Regions from separate parts of the Mus musculus genome. Here region 1 is linked to region 2. The links are chromatin loops, found by intact Hi-C in ENCODE. Cell type or tissue: heart. All regions are shown on one strand. Each heading gives the region's core, and the rest is flanking DNA. Links, peaks and the distances in the headings are about the cores only. Region 1 holds the start of Ptpn18 (protein tyrosine phosphatase, non-receptor type 18). Region 2 has its middle 23 kb from the start of Amer3.

Region 1 (10,214 bases), core at 1,177-9,176, 140 kb before region 2:
ACTCAAGTTTCTGGTGTTTGCAAGCCATTGTGTGGGTGCTGGGACTCAAACCTCAGTCCTCTGGAAGAGCAGTCAGTGCTTTTAACTGCTGAGCCATCACTCCAGCCCTCCTAGCATTTTTTAAAAAAATTACATTTACTTGAGTGCTTCTGCACAAGGCATAAGGAGGTCAGAGGACACTGTATGGAAGTGATTTTTTTTCCTTCTACCATGTGTGTCAGGGGATGCAGCACTTATTAATAGGTGTGGCTGCAAGACCTTTACCTGTTGAGCCATCTTACTGCCATCTTCCCCATTTCAGTGAAAAAGTTTTCATACTATCACCCTCATACTATCTGGCTGTTTTGCATTGCCACCACTGGCAGACCCACAGTGACGTAAGACAGAGATCTAGCGATAAAACCCAATAAAGTCTTGTCTGGCTTTTAAAGATGCTATCCATTCCTTCATTTAAACACTGTGATGACCAAGTTGACAGCCTTTTACCAATGATCCCACTCATCTTCCAGTGACTTAAAGCACTTCTTTTTTTGGTTTTTCGAGACAGGATTTCTCTGTATAGCCCTGGGTGTCCTGGAACTCACTCTGTGGACCAGGCTGCCCTCGAACTCAGAAATCCACCTGCTTCTGCCTCCCAAGTGCTGGGGTTAAAGGCGTGTGCCACCACCGCTCCGCTCAGCATGCTTAAAGCACTTTCAATTCGCCTTAGCCCTACTTTTGCACACGACCCCAAACGGATCTCCTCAGAGCCCTCCCTCAACAGAGAGTTGGCAATGCTTGAAATTCTTTGGTTCCCTTGCAGGTGGTGCTACTCCATCTGCTGAAGCCTGTTTTGGAAAGAACCCCCTTTTATTTTCTTTTGTGTGTAGGGAGATACACCCTCACTATAGAGCCTGTGTAGTTGTCCAAGGACAACACTCTGGAGTCGATTTTCTCCTTCCACCATGTGGGTCCTAGGTATCAAATCCAGGTTGTCATGTTTATTTAGTGGCAAGGCATTTACCTACTGAACCATTCCACCATCATTAAAACATTTTCCTTTCTCTCTCTCTCTCTCTCTCTCTCTCTCTCCCTTCCTTCCTTCCTTCCTTTCTTCCATTTTTTTTTTTAACTTTGAGACAGGATTTCATCACAAGCTAACTTTGAATTCACAATGTAAGCTAGGGTGACCTTGACTTTCTGATTTTCTTGCCTCCACCTTGTGAATGCTGGGACAGGCACTCTACCAATTCAGCTACAAACCTTAGCACGGCTCTTCTCCAGTCTTTAGTCTCCAGGACCCCAGGAGCTTCAGCATAAGATCTTCTTCAAACTCCTGAAGGGGGACGGAGTGAGTGTTGAGACCACTTTTCCTCCCAATGCCTCTCTAGTCTCTTCCTCCCTGAGGGGTATGGGTTAAGATCCACAAGTTAGGACTGAATCCTGGTGTCCCCGCTTTTCCAGCAGGTTCCAAAAGTGAAATCACACCCCCTACCCTCAGAAATAGGCCTTTTCCCAGAGCAAAGTGCAGGGAATATATTTATTCGAAGTCCCCGACCTCTCTCATATTCCGCTGTCGCACGACTGTGAACCTCAGCGCTCGCAGGACTCCGGAGCAACCTTGGGAACCCGGCCTGCGAGATTGAGAGCGCAGCCATCCCCCTGGAAAGGCCAATGGGACTGAGCGTTCCGTGCGGACTCCACCAGCTTCACGGCAGCCGAAGCACCCGAGGCGCCAGTGGGGAATTGCGGGACCCGCAGCTACTTGGACGGCCAGTTCGGCTGCGGTGGCAGCCAGCACCTATGGGCGGGACGAACGGAGTGAACTCCTAGTGCCATTGGCCGAGGAGCCTGCCAATTACCGGTCTTCATTGGCTGCTGGAATGGAGGCCCCACCTCGCAGTGGCTAAATTCTCGGAGTCGGATCACTCCTTGTGGGAGACCTCAGAGCGGGTCGCAGCATGAGTCGCCATACGGACTTGGTGAGGAGCTTCTTGGAGCAGCTGGAGGCCCGGGACTACCGGGAGGGGGCAATCCTCGCTCGTGAGTTCAGCGTGAGTGACACTCCAGCCATCAAGCTTCGCAGCCAGGCGCTCCCCACGGCTGTCCACCTGTGCAATATGAAAGCTCTGCCTTTTCCTCTCAGCTCCCGGGGCGTCTCCTCCCTCCTGCTCTCGGCTTTCCTCTTCCCGCACTTCTCTCACCCTGACTCTCCCAGCCTTCCGCACTTTGCCCACAGGTGCCCAGAGGGTGAAGACGGCTACTGTTTAGGAGGAGCCAGACACACTCAGGTGTCGGTGTCGAGCTCCCGGTGCAATCTTCTCCCTAGCGGGGCCGTGGCTTCCGCCGTGGAGGGAGGCAACACACCTGCGCTGGACTCGAGTCCCCAACCCGGGCCACTCCTGGGTCACCTTGTAATCCCAGGGAGGAAGTGGTTTGGGGCAGCAGAAAGAGGAACGAGGAAACTTGTAGCCTAGCCTAGGTTTCGCGTTACCAGTCTATCCTAGGGCTTTTCAGAACTGTGGCCCTGGGAGCTCTGACTTCATTTTCACCTGTTTTGAATTGTGAATGATAAAAGACAAGCCGGTTTGAAAATTAGGTGGTTTGGGTAGATGCACCTAGCACGCGTTGGGTATTCACTGGCTATATTAACTGTATGCACCTGCCTTTAACATGGTTTACAAAGGTTGTAAACGTTACCTCGGGCCAATCAAGCTTGTGAGAGCTACTGCCACTCAACAGCCATGGCACACAACATGTAATGACGTATTTTAAATAGAGTGACATGATCCAAATACGTAATACACTATCTCAAACTTAGAAATGTAAATGACAATGATATAAAAATAAGTGTGACATTAAATGATCACTTACAGCCTGGCATGGTGGCACATGCCTGTAATTCTAGCAGTTGGTAGCCTAAAACCGGGGGATAACCATGAGTTCAAGGCCAGCCTGAATTACATAATTTTGTGACCACTCTGGAATACTCTGGAGATTGTTTCAAAGAATGAAAAAGATAGTTTACACAGGCCAATATGTAAACCAGTAACAGTGAAACTCTGGTGGTGGTGCATGCCTTTAATCCTAGCACTTGGAGGCAGGGAAAGGAAGGTTACTGTAAGTCTGAGGTCAGTCTGGTCTACACAGTGAACTCCAGGACAGCCAGGGATATGTAGGAAGACCTTGTCTCTAAAACAATAAAAAAACCAACCAAACAAAAAAAATAACCCCAACTAACTAAATAAGCAAAACAAACAAACAAAAACCCAACAAAGCAACCAAACACCACAACAGATACAACAAACATTAATAAGAACCAAATTTATAGCAGGGTGATGATGGCACACACCTTTGATTTCAGCACTTGGGAAGCAGAGCCAGGTGAATCTCTTGAGTTCAAGGCCAGCCTGGTCTACAGAGTGAGTTCCAGGACAGCCAGGGCTACACGGAGAAATCCTGTCTCGCAAACCTAAAACCAAACCAAACCAAAAAACCCAAAAAGCAAGCAAACGAACAAACAAACAAACAAAAAACCCAAACCAAATGTATTAAGTTAGTAAGTAAATATACACACAAGCATATGGACAGGTTAAATGTGAGTCTAGATAATTTTCATATGTAAATGCTGTAACAGAAGAACTACTAGCATAAAGTATACATTTTATAAGCAAGAAGATATGCATAAACAGGAAGAAGGTGTCTCTGGGGGCTGGAAAAACCTGACCAACATAAGTAAACCACTTTGGAATGGTGGCCCAAACACAATGCCAGTCATTGCAAATATGAGCACCCGATAAGAGCGGTACTCTTCACCAGTTATAATAATGCAACAGCTATAAAGCACCTATAGCATCTTCCTACATGTTATACCTCATATCTATAGCATATTGTCATGCTGTACCTTGTTTAAAGTATTTTTAATTTTTATTTGGCGCATGTAGCTATATATGTATGTATGCATGTGTGTATATAGATACTCTTGGAGACTAGAAAAGGCTATTGAATCCCTGAAGCTGGAGGTACCAGCACTTGTGATCTGGCCAGTGCTAGTGCCAGGAACCAAACTTGGTTCTCTATAAGAGCAGAAAGCACTCCTAACCACTTAGCCATCTTTTCTAAGCCCTATTATTTTTTTGAGACAGGGTCTTGAGACAGGTTCAGGCCGGTCTTGAATTGAATATGTAGCCAAGGATGACTTTGAACTTGTTTAAATTATATGTGTGCACACATGTTCTGGGGGAACTGGACAACCATGAGAGCTACTTTTACCCTTCTATCTTACCTTGGGGTGAAAGTCAGGTTATCTGGCTTGGTGGCAAACACCTCTACCCACTGATGCATCTCCCTGGCCCCAGTTTAATTTGTTTTGGGGGTGGGGGTCTTGTTCATGCCACAGCACCTATGTACAGTCAGAGGACAATTTTCTGGTGTCAGGTCTCCTTATGGTGTGGGGATATAGGGATTGAGTAGAAAATCTTCAGGCCTGTGCAGAAAGTGCTTATTATATGCACCGAACTATCTTTTGGGTCTAAATGATGCATATTTTATTATGATTTATAGTACATTATAACATGATTGAATGTGCAGATCTGAGAGGTCTGGATTCAATCTTTATTGGGGTACCTCCTTGAGGGACCTTTGGCAAGTTACTCAACCACTCACTACCTACATCAACGTTCATCTGCACAATGGGGAGAGTGGATAGCCCCCCACTTGGGATGTCTAAATCCCCTAGCACTGGGCCTGACTTTCACCTGCTGTCCTAGATATTATTACACAGATGCTAGTACGGCTGGGTCTCACTCTGTTCTTTCTGCTCATGGTGCTTTCCACTAGGACATTAAGGCCCGCTCAGTGGCCTGGAAGTCTGAAGGTGTGTGTTCCACTAAAGCCGGCAGTCGGCTTGGGAACACGAACAAGAACCGCTACAAAGATGTGGTAGCATGTAAGTCAGTGGGTATCTTGAGGGAATCAGTGCCACTTGCACAAATGCTGGGTGGCAGTGCCCATTTGGCCGCACCCACCCACAGCCAGCCCCTCCCACTCTTCCTCCCTCCCCTCAAACCCCGCCCCCCGCCACTCCCCAAAGCATGCTATTGCTTGTGCTTGAGGTAGCTGCATTACTCCCTGAAGCCACAAGGGGGCAGAGCTCCACTAGTGTGCTGTCACCCCGCTTGCTTTTGCCTGGGAGGGCGTCAGTGACTTGACACCCACCCCTCCACATGTCCCACCCTCTCCCAGATGATGAGACAAGAGTCATCCTTTCCCTGCTCCAAGAGGAGGGACATGGAGATTACATCAATGCCAACTTCATCCGGGTCAGGCTAGTGATCAGGGGAGGGGTGGCTTTGGGGTGGGTTGGGACAGGCTTCAGCATCTCGTTAATGAATGGGCCTTTCCTAGGGCATAGATGGAAGCCAGGCCTACATTGCGACGCAAGGACCCCTGCCTCACACACTGTTGGACTTCTGGCGCCTGGTTTGGGAGTTTGGGGTCAAGGTCAGCTTTGCGGGACAGAGAGAGAGGGGCATGGTTCTGAGTCCCTGTCCTTCCGATTTCTCCTTACTCAGTGGCCTCCGTCTTCCTTACCTTTTGTCTAGGTAATCCTGATGGCCTGTCAAGAGACAGAAAATGGACGGGTATGTATCCTCAGCCTCCTAGAATGCAAAGAAGGCTTGTGCAGGGAGGAGAGGAGGCGCGGAGTCTCCTTCTTGTCCCTAGAACCAGAGTCCAGTCCCTGCCTGACTCCACTGCAGCTCTGCAAAAGCCACTGGTCCTAATTTTGCCTTGATCTTTTTCCTTTTGATCATGGGGTTGTCCCCACAGTACTGGCAGCCCGATCAGCCCACATCATGTACTGAAGAGTCTCCACCCTGGTCTCTTTATACCCTTGCCTGCTTCTTATACTCCCCTCTACAGGCTCTGTTTGGGGATGTCCTCTGCCATGGGTTTTACCATTGCCCATTCTGTTACCTGGACCTTCACGTGGTGTCACACCCCCACATGCCCACCTCTAACTCTTTCCTGTGTCTTACCATTTTCCTTCATAGTTCTTGTCTACCTCAACACATGGGATAATTCTAAAAGGGGAAATGCACATCACAGTAGTATGACGACCCTCCACAAGCTATTATTTTTACCTTTGACTATCTTCTTACCGGGATACAATTCTCCCGTTTAGCCAGGCATGCCAGCTCCCAGTGTGTACTTCAGGTTCTTAGGAGGCCAAAGTAAGAGCATCAAAACTTTGAGGCTGCCGGGCGGTGGTGGTGCACGCCTTTAATCCCAGCACTCGGGAGGCAGAGGCAGGCAGATTTCTGAGTTCGAGGCCAGCCTAGTCTACAAAGTGAGTTCCAGGACAGCCAGGGCTATACAAAGAAACCCTGTCTCGAAAAACCAAAAAAAAAAAAAAAAAAAAAAAAAAAAGCCAAAAAAAAAAAAAACCAAAACCAAAACCAAAACCAAAAAAACCCCTGAGGCCAGCCTGGGCAACTCAGGGAGACCATCCACACATTCACCACCCTGTTAGCAGTCCCAGCCCATGTTTAAAGTCACAGGCAACCCCTAGTCCCCTAGTCTCCTTTTGATGCCAGCAGATTTGCCTACTCGGCATGTTTAACATGAAATGGAATTGTGTGGCACGTGCCTTCCACGACTGGCGTCTTCCTCTTTGTGTTCTCGGTTCTTGCATCCAGAAGCATGGCCCTAGTGTACTTCTTTTGATTGCTGAATAGCACCTTGAACGCACCTACATCTCACTCCTCCTCTAAGCAGTTTGTAGATGCTGGATTGCTTCTCTGAATCACACCGCTGTGAACTTTCGTATGCAAGCCTTTGTGTGGACATGAACTTAGAGTTTGCACTAGGTGGAACTGCTGGCTCATAGAGGAACTCTAATTTTAACTCTAGTTTAAGGAAGTGACAGGCCATTTTCCAGAGTAGCTGTGTCAGGTTACTTTTCCATCCACAGTACACAACTCCAGTTTCCTTACATCCTCGCCAACAGTTCTGATTCCTTCTCATTTTGAAAACCTTTTACTTACTGTGTATAGGGGCATGCGCATGTGTGCACATGTGTGCCGTGGAATGGGGCAGAGGTCAGAGACAAATTTGGGAAGTGGATGTCTCTTTCATCCATGTGGGTCCCTGGGATTGACTTGGCAACAAGTGTCTTTACCCATGAGCCATTCTGCCTGTTACCCCTGTTCCCTGCCCCCCCTACCCCCATTATAGCCATTGTTGGAAATATAAGGGAGTCTCTAACTGGGTCTTGTAAACCTTGTGGTAAAATATATGTAAACATAAAAATCGCCATGTAAGGGACTGAAAGATGTCTGGAGGTTAAGAGCACTTGTTACTCTGTAGAGGACCTGAACTCCTAGGTAGTACCTACATCAAGTAGCTTATAATTACCTATAACTCCAGCCCCAAAGGGATCTGATGCCCTCTTCTGGCCTCCTTGGGCACCCAACACACACACACACACACACACACACACACACACACACACACACACAGCATAAACTCCTCCTCCTCCCCTGGTCCTGGCCACCTGTCTTCTGTCCCTATTGTTGCCTGTCCTAGCCGCACCGTGTAAATGGGATTATAAAATATGTGTCCTTCTGTTTCTGGTTCCTTTCCCTTGATGGTTTTAAGGTCTGTCCATGATGTCATGTGCACCAGAATGTCATTCATTGTAAGACTGAATATGCCATGGCTTTGTGTCGTGTTTCCTGTACCCATTCATCTGCTGATAGACAGTTGGGCTGCTCTCCCTTTTAGACCACGGTTGGCACACACTGATAAAACAGTTTATGTTTGCTTCTGGCTTTCGTTTTCATTTGTGTGAGTCAATGCATGTCCATGTGTGGTTATGGATATGTGTCTCTGTCTCGTGCATCTCACTATATCACCTTGGCTGGCCTGGAACTCACAGAGATCCACCTGTTTCTGCCCCCCCCCCCCTGCTTCTGCTATATTGCTAGGTTTAAAGACTTGTGACACTCTGCTGGCTCTTTTGTTCCTTTAGGGGTCCTCCCTGAACTCAGTCCTTGAATTTTCTCAGCTTGGCTAGAAGCTGGCAAGCCCCAGAGATCTTCCTGTCTCTGCCCACCGCTGAGCTGGGGCTACAAGCATACAAAGGTGCCTAGCTTGTTATATGGGTGCTAGGATCTGTGCTCCAGTGTTCATGGTTGTGTGGCACTCTTAATTGCTGAGCTCTCTCTCTAGAACTGTCTATTTTTTTTTTCAATTATTTGAATATAAATCTGCAGCAGAATTGTTTAATTTTTTTTTTTCCACAGTGGCTAGAACTTTTCGGCTTCTATTGGCTAGGGGTTTTGGTCTCTCCCTATGTTCAGCCACACTTGCTATTTTGTATGCATTCATTGTGTGGTGTGCACATATTTAGAGATCAAAGGAGGATGTCAGGTGTCCTGTGCTGTCCACTTTCTGCTTTTTTTCCTTGACTCGGGTGTTTCTCTTAGCCTAGAACTAGGCTGGCAACCATAGCCTAGAGATCCTCTGTTTGTTCTTTGCCCCTACGATGTTGGAGTTACAGGGTATACCAGCCATCTCCCATGGGTGCTGGGTCTTTGAATTCAGATCCTCATTCTTGTTCAGCATCTGTTCTTACCCATGAGCCATCTCTCCAGGTCAACAGTTATTTACCTCCCACTCATGGGGATGGAGAAATGGCTCAGCGGTTAAAAGTGTATTCTGCTGTTGCAAAGGACCCACATTTGGTTCCTAGCACCAACATCAAGTGGCTTACAAGGACTTGGAACTCCAGCTCCAGGGCACCTCACAACCCTGGCCTGTTCAGTTACCTGCATTCACAGGCATGTAACATCCAATTAAAAATGATAAAAATAAGTCCTTGTTTGTTTGTTTGTAGATAGGGTGCCTCTGTGTAGCCCTGGCTGCCCTGGAACTCACTCTGTAGACCAGGCTAGCCTCAAACTCAGAGTTCTGCCTACCTCCACCTGGCAAAAAATACATCTTAAAAAAGAAAAAAAAAACCCACTCATTTTTGTTTTGTTTTTCATGTGTTTGTCTGTTTGTGTGTTTTCTCTGGACAGACATATATTCAGGTTCCATTTTAAAATTGGGTTATTGTTTTTAGTACTGAGTGGAAAGAGTTCTGGATAAAAGTACTTAGCTGGGCAGTGATGGTGCATGCCTTTGATCCCAGCACTAGAGAGGCAAAAGAGTTCGAGGCCAGACTGGTCTATAAATCAGGATCCAGGATAGCCAAGGCTACACTGAGAAACCTGTCTCAAAAAAACAGAAAAAGAAACCTTGTGATGTAGCTCAGTGGTAGAGCCAGTGTTTTGAAAAAACAGAAAAAGAAAGAAAGATAGAAAGACAGATAGAAAGAGAGAGGAGGAAGAAAAAAGGAAAGAAAGAATTGCCCAGCATGGTAGTACATGCCTTTGAAAGGCAGAGGCAGGTAGATCTCTGTGAGTTTTACACTAGCCTGGTCTACACAGCAAGTTCCAGGATAGCCAGGAATAAAATTTACAACTTTGAAATTTTATATCATATTTTTTATACTTCTTGATGTTGTATGCTTGTTTTCATTAATGACACACCAAATAGCTTATACTGAATAATAATACAAAATTGATAGTCTTCTGTTCTAGCGACCTTATTGAGTTGTTCTAGCGACCTTACTGAGTTTATTGGCCTGGTGGCACGTGTGGTATGCATTCTTAAGTCGCTTTCCCATAAAAATGAGTCATGTCATATATAGATCAAAGCTTTGTTTCTTCCTTTCCCAGCCTGCATGTTGACCCCCTCCCCCACCCTCCCTCCCCTCCTCCATCACTTCCTCTTCTCCTTTCCTTCCCGTTTGCTTATGGATCTTTTCCCATTCTCTGATTATCCCCATGGTAACCAGCCACATTTTGCTAAATCTTTGTCAAGGACAGAGGATGCTGGGTTTTCAGTGTTGCGTAGTCCAGTGTTAGATTGTGTTGACTCTGGTTAAAAAGTGTTTCAAGTGTTTTACTGTTCTAGGAAGGCAGTGGAGACTCTTCTATATATTTTATCACATGGTGCTTTCTCTTTCCCTGGCTTCTGTTTGCATAGCCTCTCTTCCCTGCAAATTCTTTGTCACGATCTCTAAGCCGTGCGTGATCCGTGCTTCTGCGGCATGGTGGAATCACTGGGTTCCTTAGTTCCTACAGCTTAGTGACAAGGCACCACCCTGCAGGGCATGGGTCTATGAT
Region 2 (10,214 bases), core at 1,460-9,459:
TGTCTATTTCCTTAATCCTAAAGCTTTTCTACTGATCCCTTCAAGTATTCAGCCCTGAAGCCTTTGTGTAGCAATCTTAGGACAGGAAAGCACGAGTGGACCTGTTTGAGAGGGGAAAACAGGAGATACTGTGGGCAAGAAAAGGGAGGCATAGTATGTAATGCATATGACATAACATCAGAGAGAGAAAATAGTTAAGCTTGGAAGGATACCCACATGTGAGGGTCAGGAAAGTGAACAGGCCACTGGGAAGAGGATGGAAATATGACATAATCCTTGCACAAGTACACACACATACAAGCCTGCATACACACACACACACACACACACACACACACACACACAGCCATAATGAAACACATTTAATTGGTTTACAAAAAGAAACCTAAAATAGATCATAATTAAAAAAAAAAACCATACAGGGCTAAAATAGGGCAAGGATTTAATGAGGATAGATATTCAAGTTTAAAGACCCACACGGCATCCCCAGATCCCAATGAAAAAGGCTTATGATATAGCACAAGCCAACAGCAAAGTGTGAAGTAGAGACAGCAAAATTGAGTAAAATATCCAAGGTAAGCTAGATGAATATATGCCCCAACCAAAACCAGCAGAGACTGTAGAACAGCAAGGTGGAAGGAGAGAACTTATCTTCAAACTTTTCCTCTGACTACATGTGACCCTTAGGGTGAGTGCCCAGCACACCAACCCACTTACTCACACTAAGAAATGCACATGTGCACAGAGATGTACATACAACCACAGACATGAAAGCAAAGGTAATTAAAGATTAAATGTTATGATCAACTTTATAGTGATCAGAAGCACTAGTGTTGAGAAGGATTGGTGTGTTTGACAGGGAAAAGTGACCTACAGGGGGATTTGCATTTCTCCTGACACAGCGACAAGCTTTGTTCAGCACTGGAATCATAGCTCCAATGCAGGAAATAACTGTTCCGATCCTTATTCAATTCCAAACACATGCTATAAAGTTCCCAAGTTCTACTCTACAAATTCATGAATTGTATGGGGTAAAAAGTTTAGTACATCCATTAATCAACTCTGAAAACAAGAAATTCATTAAATTGGGGAAATCAATCAACAATCAAAAACAAAGACCCAGAACCTGTAGCTACCATTGGGAATTTCAACTCTGCAGTCTGCTCCATGGATTGGATCTGGACCACTAAGCCTGGCTTGGGATGTTAAGAGAGCTGCCAGTTCACCTGTTTCTCTTCTCTGCATTCCGGAAAGTCTACAAAGACAATTACTTAACACACCAGCTTGGGCGGTACTGCTGGTACAGGCCTTAATTCCAGCAGTCAGAAGCAGAGGCAGGTGAAACACTGTGAGTTGGAGAGCAGCCTGGTCTACAGAGTGAATTCTAGAACAGCCAGGGCTACACAGATAATCCCTGTCTCAAAACAATCAAAATCACCAGTCAGCCCTTTGAGGGCTTAGGGAGAGGGTGTAGGTCACTAAGGATATCTCCAGCATGTCACCTGGCTCACTGTGCTACCTGGGCTGGTGAGGGAATGAAGAAAGGACAGACACAGAGACACATGGACAGTGAAGCTGGGATCATCTGGGTTCTCTAACATTGCTATGACTCCAGGAATCTCAGGCTGCTAATTAGGGCAAACACAGGAGGAGGGGTTAGCTCGACTGGGTGGGAGTTCATGAGCAGTACCAGCCTATATCCAAGGGGAAACTTATAGTTACTAGAATTTGCACTTACTGATCAATCATTCATAAACAACAATGATTGCACTCCAGAGCAAAGCTTTGCATTGTTCTTGAGCCTGTCCCATAAATGGTTTTGCCAATTTGGGATAGGACAATTGATCTCCCAGTCCTAGGAGAGCCATGTCCACGTCAAAATAGACAATTCCTCGGAACTTCGGCCTTTCAACATTCTCTTGCTCCCTACACAAAAGCAAAACCACTAGGGACCATTTCACTAACAGGAGTGAGTACCAGTCAGGGCCTCTCTCTGCCTAGCCATAAGCTTCCCTCAATCTGTACCAGACAGATCCACTCCACCTAGGGAACACGGAGCTCCAGCCTGCAATCCTCCAGGCCCTCACTTCTGAGTCAAATAGTTCTTGAAACAGCTACAGGGAACAACCATCTGCTTTTGACACTTAGACAATCTACCTGAGTACCTGCCTCTGGTGACATTTCACCTGGCCCTAGCACTACTCTTTCTATTTGTATTGTGTACAAGGGTCCTAGTCAATTTGTCAACAACACAAGCCTAAGAAATCTGAAAGAGGGAAATGTGATTGAGAGAACGCCTACATCACATAGCCTACAGGAAAGATGTGGGCAGTTCCTTCATCAGTAACTGCTATGGGAGTGTGGAATCTCACTGGGGGAAGTGCCACTAGTGGGCAGCATGTCCTGAGCAGGAGAGTCAGGTCAGCAATCCAGTCAGCAGCCCTCCTCTATAGGCTCTCTTTCACTTCCTGCCTCCAGGTTCCTGCCCTGTTTGAGTCCCTGTCTTGTCTCCGGTGCAAAGATGGCCAATGATCTGGAAACCTGAGTACCTGAGTCTCATGAACCTTTTGTGTCCCATGTTTCTTTCAGTCCTAGTGTCTGTCACATTGATGCAAAGTAACCTATGGCAGATTTGTATTTATTCGTACACTGGTCCTCAACAGGCAGTGAATGTTCCATTGTTGCGCTCACCTCGTCCAGCAAGGAAAAACCGCAACACGGTCGGATTCTTCTCAACAGCTTTATTGCAGGAACTCAGGGAGGACTGCTTATATACACCCCAGCACTGGGGAGGGCTATGTGTCCTCCTGGGATTGTTCAGTCCGCCCGCACTTTAATTTGCATGCACCTGCTGGGGAGGGGTTGGCGCCAGATTTGGGCTAGCGCCTGCGCAGTGACGTTGTTTATGGCGACAGTGTACCGGAGACCGGCGCAAGGTGGCTACATTCCATGGCAAAAGATGAAGAAGGAAGGGAGGCTGATAGACCCACCTTCTTGGAGAAAGGGGATTGGTGGGCAGAACTTTGGGGGTTGGGCTAGTACTAACTACCAGAAGCTATAGTTTAGTATCAACTATCCCACTGCCCAAGATGAGATACTCAGATATGCAGCCTTTATCTCCACATGACATTTCTCACTTAGGGGCACGGTGGTCTCAAGACAGGGTTTCTCTGTGGACCTGACTGTCCTGGAACTCCCTCAGTAGGCCAGGTTAGCCAGGAACTCAGAGATCCACCTGCCTCTGCCTCCCAAGTGCTGGAATTAAAGGTGTGCACCTCCGCCACAGGGCTTCCTCATGGCATTTCTAACAGTCCAACTACCAAATGTGGAGAGCCCAGTGACCATCCACAGCCACCAGGCACAGGGACAGTGGCAGATGGGATGCAGGCCCTGTGGCCTAAGGAAACAAAATTTCAGGGGGGCAGGAGGAATACATTTCAGATATACTACACAGCAGGGTGATGGCCATCCTAATGCAATCTTTTCTAAGATGTTCAGAGCAACTGCCAGCTTCCTCTGGCCCTAGCACCTTAAGGAGACAGCATGGAGACCCATAACCCCAGAGTTTGAGGGAAGTGGGTAGAGAATCAGTCAACTTTGGATTCTTTCCAGAGTTCAATCATAATGTCTCCATATTTTGTGTGCAAGAGCCAGCCTATTGCCCTCCATAGTTGAACTTTAAAGCAGCAAGAAGTATTAAGACTGTAGTTGACCTGGCCCATGATACAGGTCCTATACTGCATAAAATGCACCAAAAATGCCCTTGGGAAAGAATATGAAGGTGGCCTGAGGAAGCAGATCTAGAAGTCCTCTGTCCCTTTCCAGAAGGCTCTCTACAAGCTGAAACAGGAGTCTGGACACATCCCTGTCTCCTATAATTTTTTATAACTGAAATTAAGTATAGCAAATACTTAAACTTCAGTTAGAGCATAGACAGAGGTAGCTTCTTGTCAGGTGTCATCACACCAGTAAAGGCATGTGGGGGAAACACCAAGCCTTTGTCCTCAGCCTCTAAAAGAACTGTAAGGTCTAGTGAAAGAATGCTAGTATGAGTGTGCCGTTCTGCCACCCAGAACGACAGCTGTGTGTGAGACCTTTCTAGTGTCCAAAGTTTTGCTTGATGCACAGCTCCATGCCTCTGAGAATGTGATACTGCTGTCTGAGGGAGGACAGGCATGGCTGAACAGAACAGCTCCCACATGCTGCTCTCTGGGAGGCCATATTCAAGCACAGACCTAGGACAGTCACAGTGATCTGAGAGGATTGAAGAAACAAAGGACAGCCCTCAGTACAGCGGAGTGAATATACAGCCAGGTGCAAACAAGCCCTTAAGGACCTGTGTCCTGTGATATGAAATTGCTCCTGGCAGCTTGGTAGTAATTAAAGAACTTGAAATTCTGTGTAGCTGGGCCCTCACCAAGTATCCAGAACTGCTGTTCCCCTTCCCATGCATGGGTCATGAAAGCCCAGCCTTCCTTGTGACAGAGGCTGACATCAGGCCCTGAGGCAGTGAGCACCTCAGAAGAATACATGGGGGAGGTGATGCTGGTGGTGTCCTAGGTCTGCTGTGCCTATAGAAGGAGGGAGGAGTATCTCAAGGAATGATAGGATGTGGGGTTTGCTTAATTGGCCTCTGCCTCCAAAGAACAACCTGGTGAGGACCTGTCACCTCTGATGAGACAGGTGCCCCCTCATGAGCTCCACTCTAGTCTTCTCCCCAGGAGGGCAGTTAACCATCAAGGCAGGATGCTCTCTACTTTGGAAGAAAAGAGTTAGAAAGGCTTTCAACCTCCTCTGAGACTTCTGCAACTTTGAAAAAGTGCTTCCCATAAGGAGATAAGGCGGTGCCCCTGAAGGGAGAGAAAGCGCTGGCTTAGGATAAGTCCTCAGGCTCATCAGATGTTCCACACCAAAAATTCATTCATTCATTTGTTCATTCATTCATTCTCTCTGTCTCCCTACCTTTCCCTTCCTCCCTCTCTCCTGCCCCCCTCATGCCTCCACCCTTCCCTCTCTCACTGAAGAAAAAGAAAACCTAGAATGTGCCCAGGTTCTCCTGCCCATGAACCTGGTCTCCAAAGTCACAAAATTTGTTGTTCTGCCTCCCATAGCAGGATGTTTTTGGATTCAGGTCTCTGAGTTCAATTCCCTGGCAGTCACAGAAACCTTGCCGGACTGCTGCCTCCCAGAGCACCCGGCCTGCACTGCACTGTGCTGAGCTCTGCTGCCCTCTGGTGGTCAGGGTTCTTTCCTTCGCTGGGATTCCCATTCTGCAGCAGGGCATTGCTTCTCCTTATCAACTCCAGCATCCAGATGATCCTGTCTGAGTGATCCACAGACTTCACTAGATCCACTGGGCTCCCTCTGTGTTGCGCGCGCTCAACTGGCCAGGAAGAACGACGCTGCTACAGGATCCTTCTGCACACATTTATTCAGTCCTGTTTCTTCTTGTTTATATCTCCCTTGTTTATATCTCCCCTGTTTATATCTCCCCTGTTTATATCTCCCTTGTTTTCATATCTCCCTTGTTTTTATATCTCCCTTGTTTATATATCTCCCTTGTTTTTATATCTCCCCCGAACCCTGGGCCTCTCACTCCTTTTATACTCTCTCTCATCCACGAACCGCAGGCCACGCCCCCTCACCAGGCACGCAGCCTCAGCTAATCAGGGCAGCAGGGGCAAATCTCCACCAAATTGGATTCACCTGTATCCTGGTACACCTGCCCAGCACTCAAGATGTTTGTGTCTTATATGAGGAAGTCAGGTGCAAGTCATATGACTTAGCTGCAGTCTCTGGCGCCTTTGGGACTGCCGCCACACCCGCTCCCCACAATTCCCCCTTTTTTCTTTTTTGGCAGAGAGAATGTCTGTAGATAGCCCCCCGCAGCCATGTCCCTTACCCGTCCTTGGGTGACAAACAGCATTGGTTTGATCCCTGTCTTAGGTTGGTGACATGCCCAGGGAGTCTTATCACTGACTACCTCTCTATCATGCCAAGCCACTCCTGGGGAGATTGTGTTTTGCTTGTGGCAGGTGCATCAAAAGGCCAGGATGTTAATTAACCTATGGCCAGATCTTAATTGCTGCAAGCAAGCCTCATGGGTGAAGGTAGAGGTCTGATCCCCAGTGTGCAAGCATAGGGGCCCTACACAAAACCATCCCTTAGGCTCATCACCCAGAGAGGTCTTGGCCAGCTCCCGTGTCGTTTTTCCTGGGGGAAGGGAACTAGGACACTGAACCTTCATGCAATCAGACGTGCCTTCCACAGGATGCCAACAGCAGCTATCCTCTGTGCAGTGCTTAGCCTCGCACCCCACGGCATAACGCAGCATAATTTCTTTTAGAGCGGCAAACCGAATCTGAGGAGATTGTCCCGCCTCCACTGCAGCAAAAGCCTATGCTACCATGGCGAAAGTGCGGGCCGCACACTCTGCACCTAACACATGTGCCAAACACAAAACACACACACACTATAACAAGCATACATCCCAGGGCTCTCATCCCCGCTCATCTTCCCTGAAGCAAGGGATAGATAGCCAGAGGGGATATCTCTTTAAGGGGAATTCAGGGATCAAAAAGCGTGGAAAAATTTGAATGTCATGTCGAGCTGGTATCGGCTTCTGGAATACCGAAAGGATCTCTCATCTCGGCTCCATCCTTTGTGCTTGTGGGATCATCCACCACATCCACAGGGGCAACTGGATCAGGAGCCTCATTCTTGCAGCGTCTCACCAATCTCTCCAGCACCCAAAGAGGTTCCGTCTGGTCCTGTGGAAACACACAAACAGACCCTCTCGCCCACATCAACACCTGATCTGGTCGATCCCCGGGGGGGATGGACACAATACCTCGTGGTGATGAGACCATAACCTCAATCACCTGTGTGTCCATCTGGGAAGTCAATATGAGAGTCAAGTTTTCACTAGCTTCCCCTCTGTTAGGCAATGATTTCCACGCCCTTATAGCAATCTGATTCACCTGCTCAAACACCTGCACTGGATATCCTGTCTGTTGTTGTGCAAATCTACCTTGATCAAGCAGCATATCTCTATCCCATGCAAATTCAGCTTGATCAGTGAAAATAGGACATCCCAGCAAGGAGAATCTATCCTCTTTCCAGACCTCCGGACAGAAGGTCTGCCCATAGATGGCTGACGAGGAGGCATAGGGAGGGGGAGCAAAAGCTAATTCGCCTTCCTCCTCTGCCTCAGCTCTTTTATTTTGTCCTTTCTGTCCACCTGATAACACTGTGTCTCCTTTCTTTTTCCTTTTTCTTTTTAAGCCCTTCTCTTCCAACATACTTTCTTGTTGCTCTATAAGGATTTTCTGACCTGTCTTGACTGCCTCTTGATTCAAACAGTAACAGAGTCCATATATCAGAACAAACAAGACCAAAACTACCAGACCTACCCACAAAGGGTCAATGGGAGAAAAAAGCATAACTACACAGCGAGGATCTATTGATCACTACACTGAGGTTATCATAGTTCCTTAACTTGTCCCCAAACCAGGAACCTTAACTTGTCCCAAAGCCGGGAACCTTTCGTTACCTTGTGCCTGCTTGCTGGCAACTTTATGCTCACCTCTATTTTATCCGAGGTCCTTCCCAAACTCCTGGGGTCGCAAGTTTCACTCACCATGAACTTACCCTGCCGGCAACCACTGACTGCTGAAAGTTCTGAACTCGGTGGGGGAGTCGGTTCCCAGTACGGGCCACCAATTGTCACGCCCGCTCTCGACCAGCAAGAACGACGTGACCACCAGTCCTTCTAACAGCAGTTTATTCAGTCTTCATCTTTCTTCTTTCTCTTCATCAGTACCGTTCCCCAGCTGAAGAGTTCTGAATCCACGCCGGATCCTTCTCAACAGTCTGTTTCACGGGAACCTTTATTAACCCCTTCTTCCCCGTTATGCAGTTCTGAATCCTCCCTGTAGCAGGGGGTCTTCGCTTGTGCCTGAAGATGTTTCTTGTCCCGGGTTTCGGCACCACTTGTTGCGCGCGCTCAACTGGCCAGGAAGAACGACGCTGCTACAGGATCCTTCTGCACACATTTATTCAGTCCTGTTTCTTCTTGTTTATATCTCCCTTGTTTATATCTCCCCTGTTTATATCTCCCTTGTTTTTATATCTCCCCCGAACCCTGGGCCTCTCACTCCTTTTATACTCTCTCTCATCCACGAACCGCAGGCCACGCCCCCTCACCAGGCACGCAGCCTCAGCTAATCAGGGCAGCAGGGGCAAATCTCCACCAAATTGGATTCACCTGTATCCTGGTACACCTGCCCAGCACTCAAGATGTTTGTGTCTTATATGAGGAAGTCAGGTGCAAGTCATATGACTTAGCTGCAGTCTCTGGCGCCTTTGGGACTGCCGCCACACCCGCTCCCCACACCTCTGCTCGCTAGAAACACCCTGGGGGATTCCTAAGTGATCTTCACATATCATTGGGAACCTGAGAGGTTGGAAAAGTTGGCGGGCCTCAGCTAAGCAGCCCAGGCTTGTCCTGCAGATGACCCTCTCTAGCCATGAGGACTCTCCAGGCTTCCAGCAAGGACAGAATGGCAGGGCCTCCTTGTGTACACATAGAAAGATGCCCAGGTCAAGCATCCCACTGTGCTTATGGCATGAGCACAGTAATAGTAAGATCAGTTCCTGGGAATCCTTTAACCTGGGTCCAGGTTGAGTTCCCATAGAGGACTACATAGGGAAACCTCAGGAAGAAGGGCTGGGTTACAGACTGAACATAAGGGGAGGAGCCCTGCGCTGAAATGCTGTCTCCCAGCACTTGGGTGATAGTGGGAGGGGTGGGGATGACATGAATGGATGCATGTTTAGGGCTGGGCTGGGCACTTGGACCTCTACGTTTTGGTATGAATGCAGATACTCAGACACATACCCTGGCTGTCATGTTAAAAGAAGAGTTCTCCATGAAGAGCGCATTGTAATGTGTCCTGCAACTTCTAAGGGAGGCCAAGCAGGCATTTTTGAGGAGCAGTGTGCATACTAAGGAATACTAATACAACTCAGTGGCTTGATGGAGGTCACACAACAAATGAGGTCTCTGGGTCCCTCGATTCTGCAGCTTGCCCCCTTGATCCCCTGAATTAATTGTTCCTCCCATTGCATCTCCCAGTGCTCTTTTATAGCTCTCACCGCACGCTGTCTCTAGACAGATGTCTATTACCATGATATTGTCAACTGCATTTAGTAATACTTTCATACTCCATAAGGATTCTCATACTCCATAATGAAGTTAACGTGACTTGAATGATATTTCAATCCATTATAACAAGTTTGTGATATTCCTAGGATGCAACCTGGGGACACAGCTATTTCAAAGAGAATATATTTTCTCTTTCTGGAGTCTTACTTTTGTGCACAGTAGAATGTCTGTCTGTCTGTGGCATAGTTCTGCAGACTCAGGCATGTTCTTATCACTTTAGCCCTCAGCTCTTGCTCAGAGACCAGAGGAAAATGCATTTGCAATTGGTACTCATCAGGTGACAGATGAGTGAATTCCCAGTGACACCACTTCCTGGTTTACAGAGGCTGCCATTCTCTGGGTTCTCATATGACAGGGACTTCTTTCTATCACACTAAACTCCTATCCAAGGGACAAAATCTGTCCCTGCCTCCCTACAGGAGGCCAGTCTCTAAACACTATTCTCCAGGTGTGAGGGCCTTACCATTTCAATCTGGGGAAGATTCAAGGATGGAACCCTTTTGAGCAACAGACTGTAAAATAACCCTTAAAGATAAGCCTTTATTCTCTCCTCTGCCTGTTCTATGGCTCCTCTCCGTTTGCAAACAGTTTGCAATCAGATTATTGCCCAAATGGCAAGGGGCACTACTCCTGCGAGTTTGCTGTTGCTCATACAAGGGACAGCCACAGAAGAATACCGGAGGGTTTCACACTAACCGAGACTCCCATTCAGGAGACAACAGAAGGAAATGAAGCCCTTGGTCCCCAACTGCCATTTCAGTAAGGTGCACTTGATGGTCATGCCAAAGTCTATCAGTTTTATATTACTCTATACATTTCTTAGGATACTATGGGAGATTATATCTCTATGGACAATGTCAAGATTATACTAGTACTTTATGACTGACACAAAATACCCGAATATATTCTTTGCCTCTTCCTCTTGTAGTGGGCCAGCTTCCATTATCAGTTCAAAGAAGTTTCATCCTGGAGCGTACTGAGTAACAAG

The links. A loop is a pair of places that touch in the nucleus more often than their neighbours do. Peaks named below come from ENCODE experiments on the same cell type or tissue, not always from the same donor. Only the 100,000 strongest peaks of a DNase experiment are listed, where the experiment ranks them.
Region 1: a loop joins it to region 2, with 9 times the contacts of the local background. A loop is called at or near these places in 6 of 42 quality-filtered maps.

What each region holds. Positions count from the first base shown.
Region 1 is chr1:34,457,884-34,468,097 of GRCm38, forward strand. It overlaps Ptpn18 (protein tyrosine phosphatase, non-receptor type 18), which reads left to right and starts at 1,863. Exons shown (of 15, transcript NM_011206.2): 1 at 1,863-2,033; 2 at 4,819-4,927; 3 at 5,224-5,300; 4 at 5,386-5,481; 5 at 5,583-5,621. The coding sequence starts at 1,941. It overlaps Gm32504 (a long non-coding RNA gene), which reads right to left and starts at 3,152. Exons shown (of 4, transcript XR_373299.3): 1 at 1,876-3,152; 2 at 1,538-1,780; 3 at 1-1,381. In heart, for the core only: CTCF peaks have their summits at 1,991 and 5,122 (motif pointing right); DNase peaks (open chromatin) are centred at 1,828, 2,318, 5,098 and 6,608; H3K4me3 peaks cover 1,414 bases; H3K27ac peaks cover 1,207 bases; H3K27me3 peaks cover 862 bases.
Region 2 is chr1:34,597,334-34,607,547 of GRCm38, forward strand. No RefSeq gene overlaps it. Among named protein-coding and RNA genes, the nearest start is that of Amer3, 23 kb to the left of the region's middle. In heart, for the core only: a CTCF peak has its summit at 5,212 (motif pointing left); no DNase peak of the experiment used is centred there.